Regions from separate parts of the Homo sapiens genome. Here region 2 is linked to region 1. Evidence: chromatin loops called from intact Hi-C (ENCODE). Cell type or tissue: endothelial cell of umbilical vein. All regions are shown on one strand. Links, peaks and the distances in the headings refer to the core of each region. The heading gives the core; the rest is flanking DNA.

Region 1 (6,036 bases), core at 425-5,424:
TGAAGTCAATCTACATTTGCTGATGCGGAAACTTATCCAAGATATACTGGCAGAACAGTACGTATAGCGGGAAACCATTTGTGCGTGTGGGTGTGCTTAAAATGCTCATATATGTGCAGAAAATTTCTGGAAGGATGCGGGAAAAAAAAGATAATGTTTTCCCTCCAGGGGAGGGAAGGAATGTGGTATTCAGGACATTTTTATTTATTTTCCAGTTTACACACTTCTCCATTTTCTTTCCCATTAGCATGTACTACTGCTGTTATAACTAAACAAGAAATACTCAGGCTTTAAATAAACAGAAGAAACTGAAAGCAGGATAGGTACAAGGTTTTAAAGAATTGTTCCATTCAATAAGAAGGAAAGAAACAAAAACAGGGCAAAAAATGCTCTTACATGCACAAAGAAACAACTGAAAACAAAAGTACCTTCAAATGAAACATGGAGACAGCTTTGGCTTTTTGCTGAGACCCTAAACTTGGTGCTTTCAAATGTATTACGGGCAGAATGAAAGCTGCAAAGTACCATTTCCAGAACTGGGAGCTTTTTCAGTTTGTTGGGTGATTTCTAGTTAAGATTGAAGCTGGAGTGCTGGGAACAAAAGGCATCAAAAAGCAAACAGGGGGAATCTGAACATGAATGAGGTGAGGGGACAGCCATGATGGCATCACCACAGGCGAAGCAGGAGTCCAGGGCACAGTGGTGCTTCATGTCTAGCGTCCACCTGAAGAATGGCGGCCTACACTGGGTCCCCAAATAGTCACTGTGTTTCAGAGCACACCCAGATGGCATCACGATGGCTCCACTGAAAACACTGCTCAAAACCGGAGATTCACTTCTAACATGAGGTTATAGAAAAATACATATTTAAGACATTTTCAAAGGAGGAGGAGAACTGGAGAAATGCAGCGACGTGTTCAAGCTCCATGGATGAATTCAAGGCTTCTCCCCATGGGTGCTCTCAGCCCACCATGTTGCCGGTCTTCTGATTCTATTTGCAGATAAATGCTAAAGGCATAGGATTTCAAATAGGGGTAGCCAGAAAGTATTGGGCAATAAGTCAGCTTGTGGTTACCTGTCTGAGCGAGAGATGCCAGGCATAAGGCTGAGGGCTTGGGCCCTAGAGCCAGAGAGTGTGCATTTGGGGCTCAGCTCCTTTTCCCCACATGGGAAAGTTTCTTAACTTTCCTGCCTATCCTGAGGGACCACAGGGGTACGACAATGACGGTAGTGGTAAGGGGTCTCAATGTGACAGGGTTGCTACAGAACTAAGGGAGATAGTAAAGCACTCAGAACAGCACCCAGTACGACTCAAATTTATATGCCTATGACTCTGAACACACCAACCAAGTCTGCTAAATGGTCCATTCCTTGAGGTTGGTCAACTGGTATGTAGAAAACACTCGATGAGATACTTGTTTTAGTTTTTCTTCTTTGCTATTCATTCAATCTTAAAGGATGATGTAGGAAGAGAAAAGAACAAGTGAGCACCTACCGGTATGTCCCAGAACTGAGCTGGACTTCTATAAATACAGTAGAACTTTCTCCTCACATTTGCTGTGTGAGTTGATATTACCCAGATTAATAGACAAAGTCTGGGAAGGTTCTGGAACTACTTAAGGTTGTAAAGCTGACAGTGTGTGGGCAGACTGGGTCTTTAATCCCAGGTCAATGAGAACAGAGCCTGGACACCTCCCACCCCATATTCCCTCCACAGAATTTTTTTTTACGCAAGGATAACTTTTCTTAAGTAACTTTTCTTCTATTAAAAAAAAAAGAAGAAGAAGAAAGAAAGAAAGAAGAAAGGAAGGAAGAAGGAAGGAAGGAAGAAGGAAGAAGGAAGGAAGACGGAAGGAAGAAGGAAGAAGAAGAAGCCAAAACTCTTCAACGGTTTTTCATCCCTTGCCTGAAGGATAGATTTACGCATTTGCATGTGCCCAGGGCCCTCATCAGTTTAAACCAAACCAGGGCCAGCACTCCCTGTACACCTGCAGACAAACCCTCCCCTGCAATCCACGGAGACCCACCCTGTTTCCACCCTCTTCTTCCCAAATCTCTACTTTCCCTCTGTCATCCAAACCCACACTGCTGCCTCCTCCATCCGGGCTCGGGGCTAACACCCCTTTGCTCGCTGGCCCTTCTGAGGCCAGACACTCTCTGGCGTTAATTCACTGGGTGCCCCCTGTCCAGTCCCTCCACCCCACCACAAAGGCCGCTGGCGAGAGGCTTTGGAAGCACAGGACACATGAACCCAGACAGTTACCGCACAGGTGCTTCTGCGGGGTGGAGGCATGGAAAACGAAAATCACACTGCACCTAAGTCACCTCACGAAGAGTCAAAGTAACCATGATGCTTACGATGGTGTGCTAGTTCCCGTCAAGCCTAATGTTGTCACCCAATTAGAATAAATTGATTTCCTTCATAATGGGCTCTGTCTCCACGTTAATTTGACTGCATGCGCTCTAGGGGAGGATTCATGCCTGGAGAAAAGGTGGGGCAGGGCGAGGAGGCCCACAGGAAAGACCCGATGCCGTGACGGGCAGCAGGAGGGTGCACAGCTGCACACGACAGCAATGCACGGCTTATAAAAAATAAGCACGAAACAGGAAAACCAAGAAGGGCAAAGGAATTGTGCAGTTCCTCCTAGCATCAAAACCTTTTAGGCAAATGCCTACCGAGTCTTATCCATTCACAGCTCTGTTACGGAGCAAGAAAGTTGAGAATAAGGCATGAACTTAAAAGAAAGGAACTTAAAATCAAGATGACTGCCTGAGACATGTTGCACAACTGATATAAAAACAAATCTGAAAGTACAATTATACCCTATTGCAAGGATTTAAATAGTTAAGTGGTCCGGTTTAGTGCCTGCTTTATTTCCAGAAATCAATAAGTAAAATAAACCTGTTAGCCAGGACTCCATCAGGTGCTATGAGCCCAGTTTTGTGCAAGATGGATAAAATAATCCATGTGCCTTTATTTGCAAGTATTTTCCATTCTTTTCAAAAACAACGACAAAGCCAGCATGCAAGCTTTTTCCCAACTAACTCCTCTTATTTCCACACCTCATAACTATTCAAGGGATGAAAGAAAAAAGACTCCTTATCAAAGGCCTGCCACATATTTTGAATGTTGTACAATGAGAAACGTCCATTAACGTGAGAGCTCACCCCCATCCACAAGTGTTAGTTTTAATTACAAGTGATCCTGTGTATCAGGCCCTGCTGGAGAGACCAGTCGCAGAGGCTCCGAGAATTTCCCGGATCGTGCATTTGAATTCACTACAATGCTTTGTCACTGGGGGTTTCAGCGTTCAGTAATAATGTGCTTTGTTCTCAAAAATGCCCCCCACACCTGCCAACTGAAAAGAAAGCCAAGGAGACCCTTGCAGGCTGGTGTGCAATCACGCTGCCCCCCAGTGGGCACTGCCGGTACAGCAGCCCTAAAGAAGGGCAGAGCAAATGGGGAATCAGCACCTCTGCATCAGGCCGGCAGTTTGGAAAGCACCTGTCATCAGTGAGTTGAAGGAGCAAGAGAAACAAAAACAGAAGTGAACCTAAGAGAAAAACCAAGTGATCTCTTCTACAACTTCCATGCACATCAAATAATTAAGTTTGCAGGCGTGAAATATATTCAAAAGCCAGGTATACAAGCATGTTTACACAGTACTTAAAACTTTTACATAGGAAAAGCTGAGGCAAAAACAACTCTGTATCTGCAAGTGTACACATAAACAAGACACACGGACTGTGCACCCGCCATTCTTACAGTGGAGAAAACTGACAATTCAGTCCACAGAATATAATGGCTGTGATAGTCTGGTAGACAAAAGAATAACCAAAAGATAATTTGGACATTGTGGAGAGTGGACTAAAGGAGGCTGTGTGATTCTCCACTTCAAATGCAATCATTTCCCAGGATTCACAGCAAGGAAAGAAATACCTGAGATTTCAGAAAAATTAAAAATTCACAGTAAGTCATGAAGCCACCAATAAGAAACTGCCATGCTTTCTTCTTGGTTACACATCAAAAATTAAACATTTTCCCCTAAATTCCTAAGTACTGAGATTTCCTTTATATAACTCAAATTCAAGGAGGAGAGGCAAAGTAGGGATCCAGCCATGTGTCAGTAACAGTCCCCAATTAGCTAAACCATGCTAAGTAGCTAACTGCAAAATGTTCAGTACATCTAGGTAGCAGGAAACAGCAATATCTTCTGTGACACCTTACAAATGCTATTATGACACCTATGATAACTTTCATGACAACATTCTAAAATAAAATGTAACTATTTCCACATCACACTCAGACCCATTTCCTCTGGGAAGTGCAGGCGCAGGCTCACTCAGCTGCCAGCAAGGATGCTCACTCACAAACTGGCAGTGCCCTCTGCTGGACAGTCCATGAATCACACCCAAACAAGAAAAGTACTGCTTTCCATTTCTGGGTATTTTGAAATAAAAATACCACAAAACAGCTCAACTATTTATCCTTAATATAGTCCCTTCAACCTGTCTGGCAAAACCACGTAAAAATCTTATGCTTTCAGCAGGCTTGCTCTGATGTGTAAATCAGTTCTAAATTGAGTTCAATCCTCCACAAACATTCTTTGTCTTTGTTACTATATACGTATGATTTATAGTTCTCTCTCTGGGGAAATAAAATTAAGTTCTTTCACAATTCTTAGAAGAGAAATATGAAATACGGCTCTATGAAGTTATTTCAAAGATGACTTCTAACTAGGCCTAGGATCCTCATGCCATTAGCATAATGTCTAAAATTTCCTCTGTTCTCAAATTCATTCTAATCTATGAAAGAAGATATGAGTAGGCATGAAGATGTATAAAGATGATACCAAATTACACCTGGGTGCAGTGGCTCACACCTGTAATCCCAGCACTTTGGGAGGCCTAGGCAGATGGATCACCTGAGGTCAGGAGTTCAAGACCAGCCTGACCAACATGGTGAAACCCCATCTCTACTAAAAATACAAAAATTAGCCAGGCATGGTGGCACGTGACTGTAATCCCAGCTACTCGGGAGGCTGAGGTAGGAGAATCCCTTGAACACAGGAGGCAAAGGTTGCTGTGAGCAAAAGAGCAAGACTCTGTCTCAAAAAAATAAAAATAAAAGTAAAAAAAAAATAAAATACATAGGAAAACACAAGGAAAAAAAACACGTTTTTAAACAAACAGGAATGAAGCATTTCATGCCCTAGGGCACATCCCCGTTAGTGTGGTGGAGGATGAGAATCAAATCTCAGCTTTACCACTCACTAATGGTCTTGAGGCTCACATCTTATTAAATTACAAAACACGGAAAACAGACTGGGCACTGTACCTCACACCTCTAATGCCACCACTTTGCGAGGCCAAAGCAGGAGGACTGCTAGAGGCCAGGAGCTCAAGACCAGCCCGGGCAACAGAGCAATACCCCATTTCTACAAAACATTTAAAGAATAAAAAATTAGCTGGTGGTACATGCTTGTACCTGTAGTCCCAGCTACTTGGGAGGCTGAGGTGGGAGAACTGCTTGAGGCCAGGAGATCAAGGCTGCAGTGAGCTATAATTGCAACACTGCACTCCAGCCTCGGTAACAGAGTAAGACACACACACACACACACACCACACACACACAGTAAAAGAGCAGATACCTCGCAGAGTGTTATGAGAATCCATTTATGTGAAGCACCTAGCACATGGGTTATATTCATTAAACACCATGTTACATACAAACATAGATAAAAGACAGACATGCCCTTAATTTCTCTCCATAAAACCTCCCAAGATTCTATATTCAGAACAGAAGAAAATACCAATCCCTCTGACTAGCAGTCTCAGTCTTCCTCTTGTACAACTGAAGAAAGAACAAGCGAGGCTACAGCAATGAGGGTGGAGTGCACCATGACACAGTGAGGCCCACAGCAACTGCACAGCACACCTGCCCCATCCCTGGGCCTGGAGGCTGCAGGCGTGAATCCTACAAGAGCAAAGGGTCTGGGCACCCTGAAACGTTCTTTAAAAGATTCTAATACTCAG
Region 2 (6,036 bases), core at 336-5,335, 1.5 Mb before region 1:
TTCTGTGCTTGTGTTAGACCAAAATGTCACATTCCACAAGTGTGTCCAGATGATCACTAAGCATTGGAAAGGAGTCAGTTTTGGAGTTGGCCGAGCTTCCTTCTATAAGACTTGTCTTTCAACAATTGATAAGGTTGATCAAATCTTTCAGCTTCGATCTGTTGTGTCCTTATTTCATAGAAATGGCCCATTTTTGAGTCTTAGAGTTTACTCTCTTTTTACTTGTGAATATATCTGAAATGAACACTTACTAAGACATAAATTCCAGTGAAAGAAGGGTCTTTCCTTTTGATTATCCTCTTTTAGAACTCTCCAGAAAAGGAATGGACAATCTTTTAAAGAGAGGCCTCTTTGTTAGTGGAAGTATTTATCAAGAGAATGGATTTCCACGTTAATCAGAGATTGCAATAGGAACTTCCTAAAACTCCTTCTGAAGTTAAGATTTCTTGAAACTCTTCTCAAACACTTGGTTTAATGTAGGGGGCGGCTAGAGGAAGTTGAATAAATATAAAGAGCAAGTTTTTGTTTTGTGATCATTATTTTTAGTTTTACTTGAAAAAGTAAAGGTGTTCTTCATTGGTTTTTGTTGAAAGAGTCCTACAGGATAAGGCTTTTGTTTTGGAACAAGAGAAGAGCGGTTGAGCTTGTTTGGTGTGTGGGAAACAATTTTAAAGTGTGACAGATATTTCTGTAGCAGATTCTTCTGCAGCAACAGCCAGAGACTGGTTTATTGTTTCAGTAGGGAAGTAGGTATCTAAGTCAAAGGTAAGATGGGGCAGATATGCAGATTGTCTCCTCATCTATTTACGAGGTAACCTTTTTCTAAAGCCAGAAAAAAACAGCTAATCGTTGCATCTTCTGGTTGAGGTGGTAAACAACTCAGTTATCAACCGGCAGAGCATAGCTGTTGGTTTATAATTCAAGTCAACCGTGCAGGAAGGAGGGAAGTAGAGGAGATGCAGTTTCATTTCCCATTAACTCCCCTGACCTGAATTAAGGTGGGAACTGAGGAGAACATCTGTAAAAATAACAGCATGCAAACTGTACAAGGACAGGGCCATGCCCAGTTAACCCGCTGTTTGAGGTCTAAATACTTTTTGGTTATTGTGCAATATGAGTAAAACATCCTCAGAGATGAATCATAGCTCTAGAATTTTAGATTATCACTGCATATGACAATATAAAAAAATCCATGCTCCATTACACCAATTTAATAAAGCAATGTGGCATCTACCTGCCTGAACACCAAAGACACGCAACCTTATGAAAAGAAAAAAAAAATCCAAATATTCATTCTTAGAGAATCACGATTTCATTGACTGGATCAGTGTCGGCTGCCTTCAGTATAAAAACAGGACAACTTTGAATATATCAGAGACTCTCCAAATATCATCATGGAGATTTACTAGGAGCCTTCATAAATATAGTGAGTAATAAAGCAATTTCTAGGGACTATATAGTAATCTTGAATTCTGTGATTCATATAAATGTGAATTATTAATAGAAAATAATCAAAATGATTTAATAAAAGTACATGTGTTCACATAGAAAGGGGGAAGAGAGGCCGGGAGTGGTGGCTCACGCCTGTAACCCCAGCACTTTGGGAAGCTGAGGCGGGTGGATCACGAGGTCAGGAGTTTGAGACCAGCCTGGCCAACATAGTGAAACCATGTCTCTACTAAAAATACAAAAATTAGCTGGGTGTGGTGGCCTGTGTCTGTAGTCCCAGCTACTAGGGAGGCTGAGGTGGGAGAACCCCTTGAACCTGGGAGGTGGAGGTTGCAGCAAGCCGAGACCATGCCATTATACTCCATCCTGGGAGACAGAGTGAGACTCCGTCTCAAAAAACAAAAGGGGGTGGGGGGTGGGGAAGACAGCACTGCTTAGATATTAGAAAAAATCTGAGATTTCATTGCTTTTTCTATAAGTTATAAGGTGATACCATGGAACTGTGGGCAAGTCCCTCAACAATCTAAGCTTCCATTTCTTGATCTCCAAAACAGTGGCACCGAGGTTTGCCTTGCTTACTGCCTTGAGAAGTTCAGGAGAGACAGTGCTTGTGAAAGTGTGAGTCAATTACTATTTGTTTTCTTGCATGTGGCTTGTAAGGAAGTCAGATAACATAAGAGAAGTGAGTGACTGAGTGTTAAAGTGAATTACCAAGGATGCTGGAACTTGAAATGCTTTTGTGTGTAGCAATGCAGGCCGAGCTGCCACGTGCTATCCTGTGTGTCCCCGCTCTCCCCGCGTTGCAAGCCCGCAGAATGCCCCGCATCCACTGAGCCGTGGCCAGCCCTACGGTGGGCAAGCCTATCAAGCGCAAACATTGGGAGGGTTCTGACTCTCAAGTGTCTTACAGAAAATAGAGCCAGGAGCTCCATCTGGCACTCCATTTGCTAAATGTCCCATTGATGTCAAACGCCAGGAAATGTGGCTGTTTAAAATCCCAGGGAATAAGATTTCCACTCAGCAGCTTTCTAATGTACGCGCAGCACTCTGCGAAGCAAAAGCCCTTGCTGAGCAGTCTGGTCACAGCCCCTTACACACAAGCTCTCTGGGCCTCCACTAAGAAGTACAAAGACACAGGGCAGAGGAAAATGGACTTATCAGCTCCAGTGGCTTAAAATATGCCGGATGCCAATAGAGGGCACTGTTGCATATCCACAAAAGCCCACGCTCCGCAACCTAGCAAGACCACCAAAGCACTCACCTCCTTCCACACTCTGGCTGCAGTCCTAATGATGAACAGGAGCGATTAAAGTGGCAATCCCACAAAACACGGCTTCTGGTCAAAGTTCATGACTGCTTCATCACCACTTTGATATTTGCAAAGGGGCTTCATGATCATTTTCAGTCCTGAGTCATCTCCAGTACTTTTCTGCAGAATGCTAGATCTCTTAGCTTCACTTTTCAGAAGACTGAAATCCAGAGAGGTTAACTAGATGACTTGAGCCCATTCAGTCCAGAACTAGACAGAGATAGAAAACTCAGGGTTCCTGAATTCTACGCTGGAGAGTTTTCAGAACGGTGCATTGCGAGCTTTGAATGAAAAACATCAACAGCCTGCATCCGCTCTTGACTCTTTAGGGGAGGTTGTATGGCTTGGTGATTAACTGGGACTTCACAGGCAGGACTCCTGTCCCCACCACCTCCTAATTGTCGTTTATCCCAGTGGAAGTTGATAACTGATAACCAAACCTGCAAGTGAGGCCCATTCTGCAGCCCAAGAAGGAGTTAGGGAGGGATAGGAAACAGACACATAAAATCAGGCCAAATAGTGAAACTGATTGGAGTGCTTTGGGGTATCAATGTTGTATCCTAATTGTCCTTTATCACAGTGGAAGTTGATAACTGGTAACCAAACCTGCAAATGAGGCCCATTCTGCAGCCCAAGAAGGAGTTAGGGAGGAATGGAAAACAGACACATAAAATCAGGCCAAATAGTGAAACTGATTGGAGCGCTTTGGGGTATCAATGTTGTATCCTTCAGCGATCCCTCTCAACTATTAGTTAACTGAGAACAGATTGCCCCGAACTTGGGAGCTGTCAGATCTGTTTCTTGCACTCTCCCACCATTGACCCCTGACTCCTACAGAATCTCATTTTGCATCCCACATTCTGAAGGCATTGAATCATTTTTTTTGGCTAAGCACATGTTGGCTCTGGAGTCGCCTATATACAGAGTCTTTGCTGCTGCATTTGAGGCCTGGTGACATGTTATATTATGTAATGTTCTGGCAGTTAAGGAAAACTCACGCCCTCCCTGTTATGTATGAAGTGTCATCTCTAAAGCAGAGACTATTTCTTGCAAAATGGCATTGATAAATGGATAAACGAAACCAACTGACAACATCCCCGTAACAATGCAGTATCCTTCACTGCCAGTTTATTTCTAGAACACCATTAGGCAAAAAAGAAGGCTTTGTGGCCTAAGTAGGTGTTTTCATATATTTCGGAATGACAAATTAAGACGACAAGGATTTTCAGTCAGGCCATGACAGTAAATGTGCGCTTGTCACTTGTTGTAATGCTGTCCGGCAGGCCATAAGGGCCAGGCTTTACTGCATGGCACATTGGGGAGCCAAATCTCTCTGGTGGCATCTTTCTGTCTGGCACCTCACTCAAGTTAGAAAACTCAACCTAGAAAAGACTGTTGGTCCCTACATGGGCAAGTGTTACTTTCGCTATTACTAAACCCTGTGCCAGTCTTGGGGCAGTCGGAAAGGGTGGAGGAAAACAGGGTGCTTTGATGGCTCTGGCCTGGTCTCAAGTGACACACCCTAATCTGAAGGGTTTGTGCCCACATCCTCTCCGCTGCAGCTGGGTGGCTGTTGGCAATCACCTTTGCAAGCACTTGTGTGTACCATGCCAGCGGTTGCTCGTGCCAATTAGAACTCAGCTGGATCTTGATATAAATGGGCCATAGGCTAATCGTTCTGGGATACATCTTAAATTAGTCTGAGAGAGTCAGAGACCACTGTAAAACCATTTGGCCCAGAGTTTGTGCAAGTTTCTCTGATCCAAAATGGCACCTTGGTATCCAGCTGTCTTGGATGCAGACAACTCTTTCACCTCGGGTCATCATCAAATGCCAAACACAAAAGAAATCCTAACCTCTCACTTTACACAAGAGGAGGCCAAGGCTCAGAGAATTGTAAAGACTTGCCACCAGGTTGTGGCAATGTGCAGTGAAGAACACAGTCTATTTCTGGCATCAGAAGGGCTCAAGTTTGGTTCTCCCAGGCACTGTTTGACAGAACCTCCCTGAGTCTTGGATTACTTTTTGTAACCTTCTGAGTTGTTGAGCAGGTGACATGCAGGAACACAGATATTTTAGTGTGCCCCCAATTGCCTGGGATACTGGTTAAATATGCAGATTTTTGGACCCCTGGCCCCCACCAGAGACTTGGATACAGTTTTTCAGGTTTGTTTTTTGTGGAACACTGTAGGGACAAATGGGAGTGTTTGCTGTGTCAGTGGCACAGCCTCTGATCCTTGTTCTATTCACTGTTCGCCTTCTAGTTTCAGCTCAGCTGTAGACAGATGCACTCCTGAGAATGTGACTGAACTTTACTAAGTAGGAATCACTGTAAACCTTATTCACCATCTACTCCACCCCCACCACTCGTCTTTTCTGGGTCACTACTTCTCCCTTGCGTCTAGTCAGCATATAGAAATAAAGATTGTGTCTACCTTTATTATACCCACTAGAAGGCCTGACATAGAAAATAAACGTGAGCCCATACCTATTATAGAGAGCAGAGGCCATTATGCCTTAACTTGCTATGTTCTGTTGCTACCATAGAACTGGACAAAGATGGAACTTTCATTCTAGTGGCTGGTCCATGGAGATATTCTGTGGTATTCAAAAAATCTTGGGGCATCTTTAGGGTCTAACACTTCCATTATTCATGCAATGTGACGCACTTGTATTTGGCATTTAAGTATACATGCATGCAAATATTTTACCTCAAACACAATGGTACTAAATATATTTTTATTTCTAATTCTGACTACAACCAATTTTCTACCATTTTTCTAGAACCAGAAAAATCAAAGTCAATGAAAGTAGCGAGAAGAACATTCACTGTGTAGTTTTCTGTTGTGCCTACAATCTGAGTTATTTATTTTAAAATTACATACTTCAAAATATTCCAACCCTGCCCAAACACTTTATAAAGACTCAGCTTTAAAAAAAAAGTTCTGATTTTGTTTACTGAAAAGGCAAAATTACAATCAAGGAACATTGGAGAGAAAATAATCTGCTATTCAGACACATCAGCTGATTTTATTCTTTTCAATTTTCTTTTTGTCCTTGTCCATATACTTGCAATTCAAGGAGGTTTGTTTTCTAGTTTCAGCTCAGCCATTAATAAGTATGATCCTGAGAAAGGAGCTTAACTTTAATAAATAGGAATAAACGTTTGTCTTATTGATGCCATTGGGTAGTTGTGGGGATTCAGAAATAAGGCAGGTGAAAATGTTTTGCATACTATAAAGTGCCCTAGATGTCAAAATAATTGTTATTTTGATCTA

Evidence for each region. A loop is a pair of places that touch in the nucleus more often than their neighbours do. Peaks named below come from ENCODE experiments on the same cell type or tissue, not always from the same donor. Only the 100,000 strongest peaks of a DNase experiment are listed, where the experiment ranks them.
Region 2: it touches region 1 in a loop (7-fold over the local background); 10 of 110 quality-filtered maps call a loop at or near these places.

Annotation. Positions count from the first base shown.
Region 1 is chr10:34,634,253-34,640,288 of GRCh38, forward strand. The region is part of intron 2 of PARD3 (par-3 family cell polarity regulator); the gene reads right to left. Among named protein-coding and RNA genes, the nearest start is that of PARD3, 180 kb to the right of the region's middle. RefSeq lists a silencer at 3,269-3,563. In endothelial cell of umbilical vein, for the core only: CTCF peaks have their summits at 3,425 (motif pointing left) and 4,403 (motif pointing left); DNase peaks (open chromatin) are centred at 3,419 and 4,349.
Region 2 is chr10:33,113,761-33,119,796 of GRCh38, forward strand. IATPR (ITGB1 adjacent tumor promoting lncRNA) reads right to left here and starts at 3,047. Exons shown (of 3, transcript NR_160030.1): 1 at 2,711-3,047. In endothelial cell of umbilical vein, for the core only: a CTCF peak has its summit at 2,640 (motif pointing right); a DNase peak (open chromatin) is centred at 2,641.